2 separate regions of the Homo sapiens genome follow, and region 2 is linked to region 1. Evidence: read pairs that join two places in POLR2A ChIA-PET (ENCODE). Cell type or tissue: MCF 10A. All regions are shown on one strand. Links, peaks and the distances in the headings refer to the core of each region. The heading gives the core; the rest is flanking DNA.

Evidence for each region. ChIA-PET counts read pairs that join two places held together with the same protein. Peaks named below come from ENCODE experiments on the same cell type or tissue, not always from the same donor. Only the 100,000 strongest peaks of a DNase experiment are listed, where the experiment ranks them.
Region 2: POLR2A ChIA-PET joins it to region 1 with 5 read pairs; 2 of 35 experiments call an interaction of 5 or more read pairs at or near these places.

Annotation. Positions count from the first base shown.
Region 1 is chr1:213,078,903-213,089,726 of GRCh38, reverse strand. All of the region lies in intron 3 of RPS6KC1 (ribosomal protein S6 kinase C1), which reads right to left. Among named protein-coding and RNA genes, the nearest start is that of RPS6KC1, 33 kb to the right of the region's middle. In MCF 10A, for the core only: no CTCF peak of the experiment used is centred there; a DNase peak (open chromatin) is centred at 6,456.
Region 2 is chr1:213,157,503-213,167,484 of GRCh38, reverse strand. All of the region lies in intron 6 of RPS6KC1 (ribosomal protein S6 kinase C1), which reads right to left. Among named protein-coding and RNA genes, the nearest start is that of RPS6KC1, 110 kb to the right of the region's middle. In MCF 10A, for the core only: no CTCF peak of the experiment used is centred there; a DNase peak (open chromatin) is centred at 4,914.

The sequences.
Region 1 (10,824 bases), core at 1,650-9,649:
ACTTTGGGAGGCTGAGGCAGGTGGATCACCTGAGGTCAGGAGTTCGAGACCAGCCTGGCCAACATGGTGAAACCCCGTCTCTGCTAAAAATACAAAAATTAGCCAGGTGTGGTGGCACATGCCTGTATTCCCAGCTACTCGGGAGGCTGAGACAGGAGAACCGCTTGAACCTGGGAGGCGGAGGTTGCAGTGAGCCAAGATTGCACCACTGCACTCCAGCCTGGGTGACAAGGGCAAAACTCCATCTTAAAAAAAAAAAAACAAACAGCAAAATGGTGGTCAAAAGAGGTAGTAGTTGCAATGGGAAAGGGCACACACATACATCTTTAAATGGGAAAGGTATCAAGAAAAAAAGTAAGGAACCATTGATATTGAATAGTAACTGTAAAGAGAAAACAACAGAAATGTGAAGCACCATGGAATATAAGGTCAAAGGCCAAAAGCAGGCAGTCACATGCTAACAGCCTACAACGGTAAGAGTTCATGAACTCCCAAATGCTTGGTAGGGGAACAGAATGGATTGAAGACCCATCATCAGAACTAATGGTTCTATTGCTATTGACCTGTTGCCCACATCCCTCAATTGCTTTCACATAAGAAAATAAAAATGTTTTTCTTTTTATTATGTGCCCAAGTTACCTCTATTACATATATCTCAAGATATTAAAAAATCATAAATTGTTACTATTAAATATTTGTTAAAATTAAAGAATAGTAGCAATAAGCTTTTGATGATCACTTCATTCTGGCACAAATGCCACTGATGTTGCTATACTATGTGAGATTCTCTGTATCTTGTCCCCAAATCTCAAGTAGGCGTGAAATGTAAAACGTACTGAGGAAGCAAGTGTCAAGTTCAGTGAATACTGTAATCCTATAATCAGCCTGGAGAAACCCCTGTTCCATGTAGACTACCAGCCAATGGAAACAGGTCATTCAGAATTACTTCAGATCATTCAGAACTCTTCCTAAATCAGAGTATCAATATAGGGTTCAATCAAGAGACAGAAGCCACACAGTAATTTGAACAGGGAAAAGTTTAATATAAAAAAAATTAGCCATGAGGCCAGGCGCAGTGGCTCATGCCTGTAATACCAGCACAGCACTTTGGGAGGCTGAGGCGGACAGATCACTTTGTGCTCAGGAGTTCGAGACCAGCCTGAGCAACATGGCGAAACCCCATCTCTATTAAAAATACAAAAATTAGTTGGGCATGGTAGCCTGTAATCCCAGCTATTCAAGAGGCTGAAGCCGGAGAATCGCTTGAACCCGGAGGTAGAGGCTGCAGTGAGCCATGATCACACCACTGCACTCCAGCCTGGGCAACAGAGCAAGACTCCATCTCAAAAAAAAAAAATTATTAGCCATGAGAGTGGAGTAACAATAAAGGTAAAAAGAGAACTCTGAAGAATATCCTAGGGTGAGGGAGAATACCCAAAGAAGGAACAACTTAGAAAGGGGAACTCTTCTCCAAGGCTGGGATTCGGATCTCTGTAGAGAAGGTGTGGTTGGGTTGCAGCCATTGGATGGAAAAAAAGTTTGCTAGGTTCCCTGGGCCATCGTTGAACCACAGTTGCCAGAAGAACAGGAAAGACTCCTCCAGAATTCAAGCATGCCAAGGCTGACAGGTGAGCACACAGTCATGGTATGAGGAACCAACTCACCAGCAAGGTAATGCAAGTCCTGGGGTACCTACCATCTGCAGTGGGAAGACCATAGGAAACAACTTTCTGGGGTTAAAGCAGACCAAGGCTAGCAGACAGGCCTGTAGAAGGAGAGGGGGTTATTAGGAGCGTACTCTCCAGGAGGGCAACCAGGTCTAGAGTCCAAAATGTGTTGGCAGGGAGGGGGAACAAGGGACACAGGAAACAACTCTGCAGGGTGCTAGCAGGCCAAAGCTGAGGGGCAGATACACAGACAAATTCCGGGTACACAGAAGGAGCCAGAGAGTTAGAAACTCAGTCTCCAATAGGACTGCGGCACCTTGGTGTCCTTAGCTAGGTGATCACCAAACTGGCTGAGCCTGCAAGCTTATCAAGAGATTGTGTGGCCAAGGCAGAATGGCTCTGGCAACAATGCAAAAAGAGCAAGAAAAAACAAAATCCATAGGATACTGGAAGAAGGAAGACAAGCCCCCTATACTCCTGAAATGGAGTGCCCTCCGTTGCTAAGCTTAACAGTGTATTCACCATAAAGAAAAAATACTGAAAGAATCCTACCCATTAACCAAGGAGGAAATGAAGAAAGAGATTTGAAGCTAAGAAGCAATAAAGGGATAACTGGCACAGCCTCTTAGAACCAATAATTATCACTGTAAGAGCCCCAGGAACTCCAGGCTGATCTTGAAAGGCAATAATTTCCCCAATGTTGATAAGAAATATAGCTGGTATTAGCTATCAGAACATACTCTGTAAAGCCGCTGCATAAAAATCAATGTGATATAGACATAGGTATTTATATAAGAATAGACAAATAAATGCCACAAAAGAGAAAATCCTTAATTAGTGAAAACTCACATGAAGTCTATACATAACAAAGATAATAATTCAACTTCATTGAGAAAAAGGTGGGTTATCTAACAAGTGATCTTATAAGTCCATTTCATCTGTAAAAAAAAAGGTAAAGTGAAACATCATCTGACATCCTGTTCAAATATAAATTCCTCAAGAATTATTTTTTAAACTTTTTTTTTAACTAGTACTATAATAATCATCTTGTAAAACAGGTAGGCATTAGGAGACATTTCTAGTCAAGACCAGAAACCCAAAACCAGGAGGTGGGAGGAGAGTACAAAGAGAACTAAATATATAATTGAACATATAAAATTTTGTTTCACTAAAGGTATTATAAACAATTCTAAAATATATGTATATCTATATAATACACGTGCACATATACATATATATATGCAGGTTTGCAAATGATTAGAGGTATGTATAAATGTGTGCATTATACCTATGCATATAGATAAATGTATTACATTTCCTATCTCTGGCTGTTGAAAAAAGCTTAGATGTAAGTTGCAAGAAGCATACCTACTGTCCAGATAGTGATCTCTGTAGCAGCCAGGGTCTGGACAGAAAATGAAATCCATACAGCAATTTAAATAGGGAGTCTTATAAAGAATTATTAACTATTTACCCAGAATTAACTACTAAGAAGAAATAAAAGACAACTCTTAGGAATGCCTAGATTGAGGAGGAAAACCAAAGGAAATACCTGAAAGAGGTGCCTCCTTGCCAAGGCTGGAATTCAGATCTCATTGGAGGCAATGTGGCTGTAACCCACTGGTTGTCCCTGACATAGCTGTTCTAATATGATAGTAGGAGGGTCAAACTTCATGGGCAAGGAACTACAGGCTGAGACTGGCAAGCAGGAAGCTCTGTTGTGGTGCCAGCAGATCCAGGCTGAAAGGCAAGGAGCCGCAGGCAGTAACTGACAACAAAATTTCCTAGGGGATGAGTACCACTAGGCATCCCACACATGCCACTGGCAGCACAGAGCAAATAGGAACGGAAGCACACCAAAACCCTACTTCCTACAGTGTCCTTCCAACACCTTCTACTGACTAAGCTCATCCATACCAGCTGGAAAAGGAGATCTGACAAAGCAATGAAGGATGGATGTGGAGCTAAAATACAATAAACTGAGAAGCAGCATAGTCTTTAACACCATTATCCACAAAAAGCAACTAGGGTTCCTTGAAGAAATGGTAGATTTCAGGGCAGGAGCAGAATAAATTCAAGATGAGCACTGAACATCTTGTTATGCCTAAAAATAACAAGTGCTGAAATTAAAAAAAAAAGAAAATAGGATGAGAGGAAGTTACAAGGACACAGAATCCAGCTTAAAAGGGCTCCTACTGATCAAAGCTGGGACAATTTGTGAATCAAAATAATTAAATGTATTAATGCATTCTAAACTACTAGAAAAAAAAGATATGTGAGTCCAGATCAATTAGGGATAGATGGACAGATTCATGGATACAATATATAGATATACAGACACAGATACACAGCTCTATAGATACACAGAGAAACGTAGATGCATAAACAAAGAGACACAGATAAAGGGAGAAGGAAGGGTAACAGCAAAGGTGGAGAGGTACAGGAATTGGAAAATCATTATTTTGTAACTATTATATAAACATTGAGTCAGGCAAGAATCATCAATGGATGCTAAATCCAGGGGATAATTTTGTTTTCATGATCTTACAAATATCTACCCAAAGGTTACTTATTAGCTTCAAGAAAGAAAAAAAAATGAATATACATTGTGTAGTAGTCTGAAAACTGGTTCCCTAAAGCTAATCCCTGGAACCTGTAAATGTTACCTTATTTAGAGAGTCTTTGCAGATATGATGAAGGATCTTGAGATGGGGATATTATCCTGGATTATCTGGATGGGCACTAAATGCTTCACAAGTGTCCTTATAAGAGAGTCGAGGGCAATTTCACAAAGAGGGAAATATGAAGATGGAACAGAGGGAGGTTTGAAGTTGAGGACCCTGAAGACTAAAGTAATGCTGCCACAAGCCAAGGAACATAGGCAGCTACGAAAAGCTGAAAGAGGCAAGGAACAGTGTCTCTCCTCTGAAAAGAGAGCATCCCTGCCAACACCTTGATTTCAGCCCAGTGATACCAATTTCAGACTTTGGCCTTCATAACTGTGAGAAAATAAATTTCCATTGTTTTACGCCACCAAGTGTATGGTAATCTGTTATGGCAGCCCCAGGAAACTAACACAGTGGAAAAGCTTGACAATACCTTGACCAGGTGACACAAATTCATATCACTAATAAGGGGCAGACAGACATCATGTGCCTTCAGATGAGATACTCTGAGGACACCTATGCAGTATCCAGCCAGGAAGAATTCATAACCTAGAACTAAACATGAGAAAACATCAGAGAACCTAAAATGAGAATCGTTCTCTTTAAAAAGGGGGAAAGGGATATGGATAGAGAGGCAGAAGGTATTCTTCAAAAATGCCAATATAATGAAAACAAAAAACGGCTATATTAACATTCCAGTGACTAAATAAAATACCAATCCTAGAATGGATCCTATCCCAGAGAGAAGAAAAATGATATTAAAAGGTCAACTAACAAAAGTGGAATACAGATGGTAGATTATATCAAAGTATTGTATCAATATTAAATTTACTCAAATTGATAACTGAACTCCATTGATGTAATACAATATCCCTATTCTTAGTGAAGAACTGAAGTGCTTAGGAGTAAAGGGACATGAAATTTGGAATATAATTTGGAATAGCTCATTAAAAAATTATGGCCAGGTGTGGTGGCTCACACCTGTAATCCCAGCACTTAGGGAGGCTAAAGTGGGAGGATCACTTCAGTCTGGGAAGTCGAGGCTTCAGTGAGCCATGACTGTGACACTGCACTCCAGCCTGGACAACAAAGTGAGACCCTGTCTCAAAAAAGTTAGAAAAGAAAGAAAGAAAAGTTAAGAAATTAAAACTTAAAATAATGTAAAATTACGTGCATATATTTTATATGTGTGTGCTGGGGGAGAAAGGGGAAGAGGGAGAGAGAGAGGAGACAGAGGAAGAGAGGGAAAGGGAGAGAGGGAAGGAGAAAGAGTGAGAGAGACACCAGCAAATGATAAAGTAAATGGGATAAAAGCTTAACAATAAGTGAATCTGGTTGGAAAGTATAGAGGTGTTCTTGTACTATTCTTCTTCTTGCAACTTTCTGTAAGTTTGAAACATCCCTCATCTCCACAGGCTGCCTGAGTGTTCTCACCATAAAGCAACCAGTTTCCCCAAAACATGTAACGACACATGGAGGGGAGGTGGGAGCATGAGCACACAAGATGGAAGCTACAGTCTTTTTTATAACCTAATCCTGGAAGTGATATACCATCCCTTCTGCATATGCTAACAGTCATACAGACTAATCCTGGTTCAGTGTGGGAAGGGACTTCACAAGAACATAAACACCAGGAGACAGGGACCACTGGGGGCCATCTTGGAAGCTGGCCAACACAGACCTCTCTTTGGCCTCAAAGATTCACACCCCTCCCACATACAAGATCTCCTCACCCTCCTCCCAAGGTCCCCAAAAGTCTCATCCCATTATGGCAGCAATTCAAAGTCTAGAATCTCATCTAAGTCACATCCACGTGTGACTGAGGTTCTTCAGGTGTCGTTCCCTAAGTGTAGCTCCTTAAGTACAATCTTCCTAACCTGTGAAACTATAGACAAGTTACCTCCCCTCTACCCACTCAATACACAATAGTGGGATAGGCATGGAATAACTGCTATAGACATTCCTGTACAAAAAGGGGAGTAAATGCGAGCCCCAAAGAAGTCAATGGGTCCATAGTAATTCTGAAATCCAGCAGGGCAAATGTTGGAAGTTTCTGATTAAGGCTCACAGGCTGGGAATAAATTCTCCAAGGCTATGGCTCTGCCCTCTGAGCTACTGGTTCCACCCTCTGAGTCATACCTCCTTTTCGGTGAAAAACAGCAAGGTGTGTGGCTTCGTGGTTGTTTTTAGCCTTCCTTCCAGTAAAATTTGGGGGAGACAAAAGTCTCTTTTCACTTTGTACTGCTTTTCTGCTTGTCAGTCCAAGCTAACAATGTTTCTGCATATATAATTACTTATAACTTTTTTGTGGGGGGGTCACCTGTGACTCTTATTGGGGTTTACTCAATTAAACAAAAGTGATAGCCACAAATCTCAAGTTAAACCCTTCTGTAGCTTTGGCTTCTGCTGAGTTGGCAGAGGCTTACACTTCCACGAAGCCCTACTATTTGAGAGGATGTGTAAGGCACAACCTTAATCTTTATTGAGAGCATTTGGTCTGACTGAATCTTTCTAAGGTCTTAAAAAACATTTTATTTCACACTGGGCTTCATCTTTAGGCCATATTTGCTCAGAAGTCATTTCTTAATTTTAGTACTCTCTGCTATCCAGAAAGATAGCATTTTCAAAACAAGTCCTAGGACCTTTTTGTTTAACAATCCTTCCTTTAGTTTCTCTCTCTCCTTTCACATTTTACTATGAGCAGCAAGAAGCACCATACTGTAAACACTCTGGGTGGAAATCTCTTCAGCTAGCTTACCCAGTTCATTTGCAAAGTACATTTTCAACTTTCCACATAACTGTAGGCAACAGTGTTGCTAAACTTTCTGCAACTACATAAGAGGGATCTTCCCTCCAGTTTCCAGTAACACTTACCTAACTTCTTTGGGAAACCTCACTTGCAGTCTTACCGAATACCATGAGGCTCCAACTAATCACTACTTTTTTTTATTATTTATTTTTTTGGGATGGAGTCTCGCTCTGTCGCCCAGGCTAGAGTGCAGTGACACGATCTCAGCTCACTGCAAACTCTGCCTCCCAGGTTCATGCCATTCTCCTGCCTCAGCCGCCTGAGTAGTTGGGACTACAGGCACCTGCCACCACGCCTGGCTAATTTTTTTTTTCTTTTTTGTATTTTTAGTAGAGACGGGGTTTCAATGTGTTAGCCAGGATGGTTTCGATTTCCTGACCTCGTGATCTGCCCGACTACGCCTCCCAAAGTGCTGGGATTACAGGCATGAGCCACCGTGCCGGGCCCAATTAATCACTTCTTCAAGGCACTTCAGGCACTCACCAACACTCCTCAAAGCCCATAGCTCATTTCAAAACCACTCCACATTTTCAGTTTTGTTACAAAGTCTATTAAGTAGTTATTGCTGGGTAACAAATTATCCCAAAACATGGTAGCTTACAAGAAACATTTACTATCTCACTCAGTCTCTGAGGGTCAGGAATTCAAAAGTGGCTTGGCTGGGTGGCTCTAGCTCAGGCCCCTCATGAAATTGCTGTTAACTGTCATTCAACGCTGTAGTCATCTCAAAGTTCAACTGGGACTGGAGAATCTGCTCCTAAGTTCATTCACATGGCTGTGGCAGGCTTCATGCTTACTAGTTTTTGGCTGGATGCCCCTGTTCCTCACCATGTGGGCCTCTTCATAGGCTACCAGAATGTTCTTAACCATAGGAAAAGCTGGTATCCCTCAGGGCAAGTTATGAGAAAGAGAAAGGAAAAAAAAAAAAAAAACCTTAAGAGAGATGCCACAGTCTTTTATAAATAAATCTCAGGAATGAGATATACCATCACTTTTGTTATTGGTCACACAGACCAACCCTAGTACAATCTGGGAAGGTGCTATGGTTTGGATATGGTGTGTCTGACCCCATCAAGTCTCATGTTGAAATTTGATCCCCAACGTTCAAGGTGAGGCCTGGTGTGAGGTGTTTGGATCACGGGAATGGATGTCTCATGAGTGGCTTGCTGGTTCTCACTCTTAGTTCCCGTGAACTAAACCTGTTGGAAAAAGCCTGGCACCTCCTCCTCTCTCTCGTTTCCTTCTCTCGTCATGTGGTGGCCTCTCATTCCCCTTCTGCCATGAGTGGAAGCAATCTGAGGTCCTTCCTAGATGCAGATGGAGGCCCCATGCATCTTTTATCTCCTGTAAAACCATGAGCCAAATAAACCTCTTTTCTTTATAAGTTACCCAGCCCCGGGTATTCCTTTGTAGCAACACTACACAGACTAAGACAGAAGGGAAGACACAAAGGTGTGAATACCAGGAGAAAAGAATCATAGGAGGCTATCTTGGAGGCTGGCTATCACAAAAGGCATGGTCCAAATATTTAGCAAACTAAAATGTGGCATGATTTCAATTCCCTGATGTAGTATAAGGAAAACAGAGACTTCACTTACACATTTTTCTTATGTTGGCACAGTAATTGTAACAATTGAACCTTGCAGAACAAAATGTAATTGTGGTATACCACCTGGTGTTATAATGAACAATATTTGCTCTGTCATAATAACGTTAATAAGGCAGGGTGCGGTGGCTCACGCTTATAATCCCAGCACTTAGGAAGGCTGAGGCAGGAGGATTGCCTGAGCACAGGTGTTAAAGACCAGCCTGGGCAAAATGGTGAAAACATGTTGCTACAAAAATTACAAAAATTAGACTGGCATGGTGGCATGTGCCTATAGTCCCAGCTACTCGGGGGGCTGAGGTGGGAGGATCGCTTGAGCCCAGGAGATGGAGGCTGTGGGACTGCACCACTGCACTCCACCCAGGGTGACAGAGTGAGACTCTGTCTCAAAAAATAATAATTTTATAAATGATGTTTATTACATTCTAGCTTTGAGAATTATTCTATACATTACGAGCTTAATTATGACTATTAAAGAGAATATAAATATTACCACCTTTGACAAATGTTAAACTATAAGCACAGATTTCAAATGTTAAGTGGTGAAGAGAGCTGAAGAGGTAGGAGGAAGATCAAAAATGCTATTAGAATCATCTTAGACAAATGATATTGTCCACACTTACAGAACGAGAAATAAAGTCAACAGAAGAACTAAAAATATTATGTAATAATACAGAGAAACAGGGTAAACAAGCTAAATCCTTACCCACCAGAGTAGTGAGTCAATAGATACGTAAAAGTTGTTAAATCAAGAAAAAATGGGCCAGGCGCAGTGGCTCACGCCTGTAATCCCAGCACTTTGGGAGGCCAAGGAGGCCAGATCACCTGAGGTCAGGAGTTCAAGACCAGCCTGTCCAACATGGCGAAACTCTGTCTCTACTAAAAATACAAAAAATTAGCTAGGCGTGGTGGCAGGTGTCTGTAATTCCAGCTACTCTGGAGGCTGAGGCAGGAGAATCACTTGAACCCAGGAGGCAGAGGTTGCAGTGAGCCGAGATCACGCCACTGCACTCCAGTCTGGGTGACAAGAGTGAAATTTCATCTCAAAAAAAAAAAAAAAGAAAAAAAGAAAAAATGGTATAAGCTTATTACAGATACAGATATAAGTACTTGAAAAAAAAGGATTAAAATTCAGTTATGTCTAGAAGCAAAAGTAGGTGGAGGGAAGGAGCAGGAAACTTGTTTTTATCGTGCATTCTTCAATACTACCTTTGTGTTTTGTTTTTATTTTACTTAGCCACATGCCTCTTTAAAAGTTATCTGCCAGGCGCGGTGGATCACAACTGTAATCCCAGGACTTTGGGAGGCTGAGGTAGGCAGATCACTTAAGCCCAGGAGTTCAAGACCAGCCTGGGAAATGTGGTGAAACCCCATTTCTACAAAAAATAGAAAAATTAGCCAGGCATGGTGGTGTGCACCTATGGTCCCAGCTACCTGGGAAGCCAAGGAAGGAGAATCACCTGAGCCCAGGAAGTCAAGGCTACAGTGAGCAAGATCACACCACTGTACTCCAGCCTAGGTGACAGAGTGATACTCTGTCTCAAAAAATAATAATAATAATTTAAAAGTTATTCCAATGTATAAAGGAAAATGATGTTACAATTATTTAAAACAATGAGACAATATGCATCAAAAGTCTCAAAAATATGCAGACCCCTTGACTGAGTAATTCTTCTCCCAGGAATTCACCCTACTGTACACCTGCACAGTAATGTATGAACAAGAATAGTAACTGCAGTGTTATTTGTAACAGCAAAAGGCCAAAAGTAATATACCAGTAAAAGATTGGTTAATAAATCAGTTCAAAAACTGGAATACTATGTACATATTAAAATTAGTAATGTAGATCTTTTTATTGACATGAAAAGACAATCATAATATACTGTCATATAAAAAATAAAGAAAAAATATATATACTGTTATATAAAACCAGGTTACAAAATCATACATAGCAAGATTCCATTTTTGAGGTTTCTATACATAGATGGGTAAAAAGGCATATACATATTAATAAGCACAAAAATACACCATACACACACACTGATACAGAGTCTAGAATAATATGCCAAAATATTA
Region 2 (9,982 bases), core at 518-8,517, 79 kb before region 1:
TGTGTGTGTGTGTGTGTGTGTGTGTGTGTGTGTGTGTGTGTGTGTTTTCAACCTTGGTTTTTTTCTAAAAACCAAATCCTACAAAACAATGTTTCCTGGTTTGCTGAACTGAAGTGAACTGAATTATAATAAAGAGATAATTTCCCCCAAAAGACTACTAGTAGAACCCTCTTCTTATTTCTGCCTGGAACAGCATCTTCTGCTTCTGGGAAATGTCCCTTTCTTCTTCCCATCATACTCTTCTACCCCTTCCCCTCATCACTAACCAGGTGGTTTGAATGAAAGCTGCTTTCTTGTTTCAGATATCAGTCCCTCTAATCACCAAGGTCCATTTAGCCAAGGATGGGCCCCCCTAGTCAGGAGCTGAGCCAATCATAGAACCCTATCCTCCTGGCCACAGTTGAAGAAGGGAGGAATTGGCACAACACAAACTGGACTGTCTCTGTTATTCGAGCTATAAATAAGAGGAGTAGGAACTGCCAACAGCTGGTTTCTGCCAATGCAAAAAAAGGCCAATGTGAAAGAACGAACTTAACTCAGAAAGCAGATATACGAGACTTAAAAGAAAAAATAGAAAGAAATCCCAGTGTTTTCAGGTGAACCTACTTTCCTCTAATGTAACTGGCATCCCTGATTTCAGGCAAAGCTACATTCCTGCCCTTCTTTCCCTGAGGTAGTCCGAATTTGGATTTCCGCACATGCAAACCAAAGAATCCTGACTAAATACGGACCTCAACGAAAAGCTGCAACAAAGTTGGGATTGCAATTTCGCTAAATAACTTTCATTTCACACCTTTTACATTACTATTCCACCTCTTCTCTCCTTCATGAGGAATTCACAAATATAACTGGTCTTGGTGGGGGGAAAATTTCTATTGCTTTTTAACTGTGGAACCATCTACATTTATTTATTAACTCTCCAACTCCTCAACCCGCAATTAAAATGTCAGTGTACTTCTGCCTCTACCCTTACAATCTGCTTACGTCCTAAAGGCAAGGTTTTAGAGGGCTTTTCTACTCAGTTGAAAAATGAGTATATTCTGTGAAAATCACTTAAATAACTATAACATACTTTGAAGATAAAACATGCCACATAATAAAAGCTATCTATTTGCTATTTCTACACAATACTAGTCCTTTGGTTTAGGGTTTACTGTGTCTGGAGTCTGCTATTTCCATTGTCATTAGCTCTTCTCATTTCAGATTATATAATGCCTTCCAAGCCCTAATTTAAATCCCCATTTAAGATTTTTGATTCACCTTAGGCTCAAATATAATAAAAACTATGGCAATTTACTTTTTAATTCAGTGTGTTTAAGCTTTAATAAAGTTTCAAAATTTGCTTCGTAAAAAAAAAAAACTCACCAAATAATTTGGAATTCGAAATGTCAAGATATGGAACAACTAGTTAAAGCTAGAATTAAAGCCATATTTTATAATCAAATTACTATTTTTTAAACTTTTGGTTTTTCTGCCACTTTCTAGGCAGTCTCCATAGTAACAGAAACAAGAACCAGAAGCCAGAAGTTGAAATGGACTCCTGCTGAATATGGTGGTTCCACTTCCAAGGAAACTACAATGATGTGATGGAAATACTGAAAGGCTTTTTAAATGTAGCCTTATATATAGGCCAGGTGCGGTGGCTCGTGCCTATAATCCCAACACTTTGGGAGGCTGAGGCAGATGGATCACCTGAGGTCAGGAGTTTGAGACCAGCCTGGCCCACACAGCAAAACCCAGTCTCTACTAAAAACATAAAACTGGCCGGGCGCGGTGGCTCACGCCTGTAATCCCAGCACTTTGGGAGGCCAAGGTGGGCAGATCACGAGGTCAGGAGTTCGAGACCATCCTGGCTAACATGGTGAAACCCCGTCTCTACTAAAAATACAAAAAATTAGCCAGGTGTGGTGGTGGGAACCTGTAGTCCCAGCTACTCAAGAGGCTGAGGCAGGAGAATGGTGTGAACCCGGAAGGCGGAGCTTGCAGTGAGCCAAGATAGCGCCACTGCACTCCAGCCTGGGCGACAGTGCAAGTCTCCATCTCAAAAAAAACAAAAACAACAACAACAACAAAAAAAACACACAAAATTAGCCAGGCATGGTGGCGGGCACCTGTAATACCAGCTACTCATGAGGCTGAGGCAGGAGAATCATTTGAACCCGGGAGGCAGAGGTTGCACTGAGCTGAGATCATGCCACTGCACTCCAGCCCGGGCAACAGAGCAAGACTCAAAAAAGTAACCTTATACATAAATACTACGGTTCCTTCCTTATCAATCCCTTAAAAGGAGGTCATAATCACTGCTGATCAACAGCAGCATCCAAGAATAAAAACTATCTCTTGAAGATTTCTGCTCCTGAATGCTTATTCAGGTTTGTCAGTACCAGAAAAAAAAAAAGATGACTCTATAGATTTCCAGGATATTTCTAACTAGTCAAATTATTGACAAATGTGACTTTAAACAGATTTTAATTGACCAAAAAATGTTTAATTAACTCTAACCTGCTTGATTTCTTGTTCTCCCTTTTAAAATACACACACACAGTCCACAATGATTATCTGTTAATCATTCAGCTACAGCAAGAATTTCCAGTGGGCTTAGGCATTCAAAAAAGAAAAACTAGGCTGTGGCTCACTCCTACAATTCCAGCACTTTGGGAGGCCAAGGTGAGAGAACTGCTTGATCCCAGGAGTTCAACACAAGCCTGGGCAACATAGCAAGATCCCATGTCTGTCTCTATTGAAAATACAAAAGTCAGCCAGGCGTGTTGGTGCGCACCTGTGGTTCCAGCTACTTGGGAGGCTGAGGCAGGAGGATCACATGAACCTGGGAAATCATGGCTGTGGTGAGCCACGCTCATGCCACTGCATGAACCACTGCACTCCAACCTGGGGAACAGAGCAAGACTCTGTCTTTAAAGAAAAAAAGAAAGAAAAATTGTTCCCATTATTTAATAACCTTTATGTTAAAAAGTTCTGGTGTATCATAAGAGATGTCTTAATGTGGATTGTGACAACCTGTGTTTCTTCACCTTCTCAATTTCTGATCATACAGGGTGATTATAGTGTGTGATCTCTGATAGGGAGTAGCTGAGTAGATATGAGGAGAAAATCCAAAGTTGTTGATGAAATTTACAGAAACACTCAATTACCCATGCTGTGTTTCTCAGTGCACCATCTCTGACTTCAGTCACTAAGAAAAGTTTATAGAAGGCACGGTATACAGATAACGGAATCCAGAAATTCTAACTTATCCAAGAAGCCATCACCACTTGGCACCCTTCATTATACCATATTCTATTTATAAGAAATATATCTCTTCTCTTTTATAAGAAAATTAAGTCTGAGGAATGTGAAATGTCTTTCTCAGTTACACAGTTACTATAAGAGCCTGAACCTAAACCATGTCTTACACCATACTTCAGGGTACTTGCCACTATCCTAAGCTACCTTTCAATATAAAGTACCATAACTGAATTTGAATTTGATTATTCTACTGTTTCTGAGTAGGACAAGAAAAATACAGAGCACAGGAGAAGTACAGGTGAGTATGGAAACAAAGATACAGAGAAATAAACATAAGAATTTGAGAAAGGTGCCTGTTAGGCAACAAAGCAAAGCAGAATCAGAATGGAGAGACAACAGACAAACATACAGGAAAACTGGAGCTACAAAGAGTTATATGTCATACCATGTAAAAGAGAACAGGTCTTTCTGAGAAAAACTGGTCTCTTGAACATCTTTATTACCCAAATATGTATTTGGATAACAATGGCCTTTTCTCATTTGCCCATTTAAAAAAAAAAAATCAAGAGGCATTTTTACTCATGGAACTAATAAAATTCAGTTTCGCAACCTAGAATAAAAAACGGTTCTTTCAATTCTACTCTTAGTCACTAAAAAGAATATAACTAACAGCCTCATCATTTGTTCAACAAAAGAAAAGCCATGCTGGAGGAAGAACAAGCCAATTTAAACATCTTGAAAGACAGTATGTCTATATCTGTGTTTCGTGGGAAATTTTAAGGGGCTATTAAGAGTATTTTGACTCTATTTGATTTCTGCCACATGCACAGAAGTTAATCCCCACATAAGACTCTACTTAGTCACATTTTATTATATTCTTATCTTTATTTCTCTACACCACAAATACTCTCCCAATGGGCCCTGTGCTTAGTCAAGCATGCTTGATTTCATTCAGATTTATCACAATAGAAAGAACATCCAAATCAAACTCGGTTTGAGTTTTTGTTTGTTGCTGCTTTTTTGCCTTCTTTTTTGTTGTTGTTGTTAACAACTTTAGTCACATAAAAGAAAACTCACACTTGAGATGGCCTTGGTAGTTACAGTTAGTTTTTTTTAAGTGCTGATTTATTATGTTTAATGGTGTTTTGTTCTTTTCAGGTACAGCCTACCATTTCTGCCTTATGCTAAGTGTTCTGACAACAAAAGGCAACCTTGAGAAGAACAGTAATTTATAGTTCTACACATCTACCACAACTCTGAAGCCATCAGTCTTTCCATGTATAACATGAACCAGTCAGGGAATCTGATTTCCATTTGCATTTAGTCAACCCCCTATTAATGTTTTTTCAAAACCAATTTCATGTGACCCTAGAAATTCAGAGAGTCACCAAAGAATAGTAAAAGTCATAATATTGATGCCCAGGCAATGCCTCAATTATGATTGTTTTCAATAATGTCTAGCAGTTTTTCTGCTATCAGTAACACTAACTGAAAACAAATATTATACATCATTATATCATAGAGTGTTAAATACCTACAGAGACAGTGTTCTTAGATTCAACAATTTCTTTCTGCTCCCTAACCTATTTTTCCTTGTTATGCAATTTTAAAGAGAGAATCCAAAGACTTATTTACTCCCTTCAAAATAACATTGCTGGCCAAGTATGGTGACTCACGCCTGTAATCTCAGCACTGTGAGAGGCTGAGGCAGGAAGATGGCTTGAGCCCAGGAGTTTGAGACCAGCTGGGACAACATAGTGGGACCCCATCTTTACAAAAAATTTTTTTTAATTCGCCAGGCCTGGTGGTACACACCTGTAGTCCCAGCTACTGGGGAGGCTGAGATGGGAAGATTGCTTGAGCCCAGGGGTTCAAGGCTGCAATGAGCTGTGATGGCACCACTGCACTCCAGCCTGGGCAACAGAGAGAGATACTGGCCAGGCAATAAAAATGGCCAGTCTCTTAGTGATGAGAAACTCTTGTCCAAATAATTATTTGCAGTCCAAACTCTTGTCCAAATAATAATGATAGCAGTCCCTTAAGTTTCTCTTATGTTCTAAAGTCAAATGGCTTATAAAAAATTAAGATTAAAACATCACAAAGATCTAATGACAGACACCAAACGAAAAAGAAAGAGCCAAAACTAAGGAACTAAAATTTTTCCTTATGAGAAGGAATAAAAATATCATCAGAGAAAATTTGGAAATGAAACTCCACATAAATTATGAGTTTTTAATCTGGTAAACATGGAAAGTCTCCTGACCCCCAAAAAGGATTTTCCTCATTCTTTCACTGGCCATGAGACACACATCTTAAGAGAAGTAGAAAATCTACGGAAGAATCTAGAGTCCAATAATTGTTTTCTTGATGCCATGATATTAATTCCCATATTTTTCCTTTGAAATGATCTAAAGTGATCAAGACAATTACTGATAACAAGCAGTTTATTATTCTCAACCCATGAAGTTTCAGACTCCTTTAATGCATCTCTACCATAAAAATTAAATTGACTTAGTGTATTAATACATCAGAATCAGAATAGACTCCATTTCATCTTTTTTCAAATGGCTGTTAACACAAACAGATATATCTCCATATTTAAATGATTCAAAGAATGAGGGCAGGTGCAGTGGGTCACACCTGTAATCCCAGCACTTTGGGAGGCCAAAGCAGGTGGATCATTTGAGGTCAGGAATTCAAGACCAGCCTGGCCAACATGGTTAAACCCCATCTCTATTAAAAATACAAAAATTAGCTGGGCATGGTGGTGCACACCTGTAATCCCAGTTACTCAGGTGGTTGAGGCAGGAGAATCATTTGAACCTGGGAGGCAGAAGCTGCAGTAAGCCAAGATGGTGCCCCTGCACTCCACCCTGGGTGACAGAGCGAGACTTTGTCACCAAAAAAAAAAAAGAATGAGTCAAGTAATACTCTCAGACTATATCACATTTGAAAACAATTTCAGAGTAACAGAGAAAATCCTCCCTAACAATTAACTTCCTTTATATAAACTACCAGAGTGAAAATGTTCTCTATCATTTATTCCTGCCCCTCCTATCCCCTTTAAAAGATGCCTAATAGTTTCTGAGTTATCTACTATGTTCCAGGCACATGGTCATCTCAATGTTTATAGTCATCTCAGCACTGTCATAGAACATTACATGTAGAAGACCTTCAATAAAATTTTGTTAAACAAATGAATGGATAAGTATATAAATTACTTGCCACCACTATTTTTTTTATTATACTTTAAGTTCTAGGGTACATGTGCACAATGTGCAGATCTGTTACATATGTATACATGTGCCATGTTGGTTTGCTGCACCCATTAATTCGTCATTTATGTTAGATATTCTCCTAATGCTATCCCTCCCCCATCCCCCCACCCCATGACAGGCCCCAGTGTGTGATGTTCCCCACCCTGTGTCCAAGTGTTCTCATTGTTCAATTCTCACCTATGAGTGAGAATATGTGGTGTTTGGTTTTGTGTCCTTGCGATAGTTTGCTCAGAATTATGTTTCCAGCTTCATCCATGTCCCTACAAAGGACATGAACTCATCCTTTTTTATGGCTGCATAGTATTCCATGTTGTATATGACTTGCCACCACTATTATAAGGTCTGATAACAATACCTTCATGCCTACTGATGTCTCAATTACCTCTTTCTATAACTTAGTGCCTTTCTCTAACTTAAACAATAGTTACATAAAATGCATGTCAGGGAAAGTATCTTTAATTATGGTCTTCATCATCCGTGTAGCTGAAATGCAAACAAAAGGAATACAGGTGAACATATTCCAAAAGATGCATGATTGGACTAAAAGGAGAATCTATATTTTGATTTAATTTTATGAAAAATTGTAATAACATGAGGAAAATACAGCACAGATATTCTAAGTAATTATAAACCACTGTGTAAACAGAATGATGTCTACAAAGCTATCTTTTTATTGTTTGACAGTTATAATTTTGAATGATGTGTTCCGTAATATTTTGTAAAGGTAAAATATCTCTGTATAATGACCTGGCTATTTTTCAGATGAAACCCATTTTGAGAACACTAACGGCAACACAGTATGCTTCTGAGAAAAGGCAGATTTACAGTTTTAATACTTCATAAGAGAGAACAAATAAGCTGAACTGTGTAATTTACACATGACAAAGTTTAATTATAAAGATATAATAAGCTATAAGTAATATAAAACTGCATAACTCAAGTAATTACAAAATAATGATTAACTCTTTCTCAAGGTGCCTAATAACCTGTCAGAACTAAAATAATAGATTTTCATTTAGGGTTTTTTGGGTTTCATTTGGTTTACTTTAAAATAATCGTAGATATCCACATTTCTTCTGATCAGAATCAAAGATTTTTGAGTAATCACAGGGAATAAATCAGCCCTCTCAAATGTTTTTAAACTGTATTGCTACAGATATAAAAATGTGGTGATACTGATGAGAGATCGACTAATAAAAAACACTTCGAGAATCCTCATCTATCTCTCTGCTTTTGCTATAGAGCAGCTGTGCCTCACAGATTCACATGAATGAAAATATTTAGACGAGAAACCACCCACTTAGTTTATTTTCCATATGACTTTCCTGTAATTATTTTGTAAACTGTTCATACAACAATACATAAAAACATCTGCAAAAACAGGTAATTAATGTGTCAAGCCAAACTAATGCATTTTTTATGGTGTCCATGCTTCGTCAACTGTAATTATAACTCTTTTTTAAGCAAATGATGATGTGTTTGTTGCAACGTGCAAGTGGTTATTTTAGATGCTCTGTTTACTGTTCATACAATCTGAATATAAAACTCCACAGCTACTTTACCCCACATCAATGCTTTACCTAGCTTTCTACTGAAGCAGGAAAGTGGCTCTCTTTTCCAAGCTATAATTTCCAGTAAACATTTTTGTCATTAAAACATGAAACTCTCAACATAAAATTTGACACCAAAATAGCCAACAATTCAAGAAGCATATGCCAGGAAACTACTCGTCCAGACTTTCTTCCTTCAGTGGTAACCCTGGGGAAAATTCAGCACTTTATGCCAATAGGCTATAGTATACTAAGCCTCCTGAGTATCAACAGAAGTTTAAGGGTTGTTTTTTTAATGATACAAAATCCATTCCATCTAGATCCACCAAACATATATCTTGAAATGACAAATGAAGAAGCAAAACATACTGTTTTGCATATGAACTTTGTCCTTCTTGAGTTCTCACTACATGAGAGATCATCATAACCATTATTATTACTACTACTATTATATAATAAGTAATAGTGTATACCAATAATCATTCCCAGATAGACATTCCTGAAGGTTCTGGGTAAGTAATCTCTAAAGTTCTATGTTTCCAGAACAAATTAAATCTAAGATTAAGGAAGAACTACAAGCCTACACTAGTTTTCTAGGGTTCCTTCTCTTCCTTAAAAAAGGAGGGCAATTTTTTACATATCTGTGACTACTAATTTTAGCACAGAAAAAACTTGGTAATAAACAACTCTCAGGAAACATGCCTTTCTGTCTGAATGTTTTCAAAAAAAGTTTAAAAAAAAATACTGGAGAAGTAGCTCTATGTGTCCAAGCTTATTTAACTCTTTATTTCGATACAAATCATTCTAAACTGGGCTACTCCATTTGTAAGTACAATAAACTAAAATTAATTAAACTTTGCTTTCCCTGAATATTAGCTACTGTGATATGTTATGGGTATCTGTCTATCCCCACCTTGTTCCCACAAAGATCGGGAAAGTATTATAACAACTTAAATGAGAGTTTCCCAGCTGCCAAGCCTGAGTTTTAGGTCAAATGGTTATTTTGAGGAAGCTGTAGGTGGGTCTGATCAAAACTGAACAGAGCCCTAGTTTCAAGGGTGCTGGAATAGCAAGCACATTGCCAAGACAAGGCAAGAGAACAAGATAGATCTTACCTGTTAAGGCTAGTAACCAAACACAGGGTGAGAGTAGCAAGAAGTCACAGTACTGATTTACCTGGCTTACACAGCTACAAATGTATTTAACTAGTGCCATTTCAAATGGCTGAATTCTATACATTGTCAAACATTAAGTGTACATAAACATGTTAATCAAAAGCAGAGATTATTTCTAAGACTGGATTAAAAAAAAACTATACAGGATCTAACTATATCCTGTCTATAGAAGATATACATTGATTCAAAGAAGCAACCAGGTTGTAAATAAAAAAATGGAAACATACCGTGCAAAAAGTAATCATAAGAGAGAACAGCTATACCAATATCTGACAAAATCTATTCTAAGAAAGAAAAGTTACCACAGACAATAATAGACATTTTATAACATTAAAAGGTTATATTAATCAGGAAACTATAACTATAAACATGCCTGCATCTACTAACAGATCTCCAAAACAGATGAAGCAAAAAATGACAGAAATAAGGAAACAGACAATTCAACAATATTCATCAGATATGTCTCAATAATCGCTAGAACAAAGAGACAGAAAATCAGTAATAATATAGAAAACTTGAGCAGTATTATCAACCAACCTGAATTCTGAATCTACAGAATACTCCATACAAAAACAGCAGAATATATGCTTCTTATAAGCACACACAGAACATTCTCCAGGACAGACCACGTACTTGGCCACAAAACAAGTCTCAATAAATGTAAAATAATTTAAATCATGCAAACTATATTCACCAACCATAACAATTAACTAGAAATCAACAATTAAAGGCC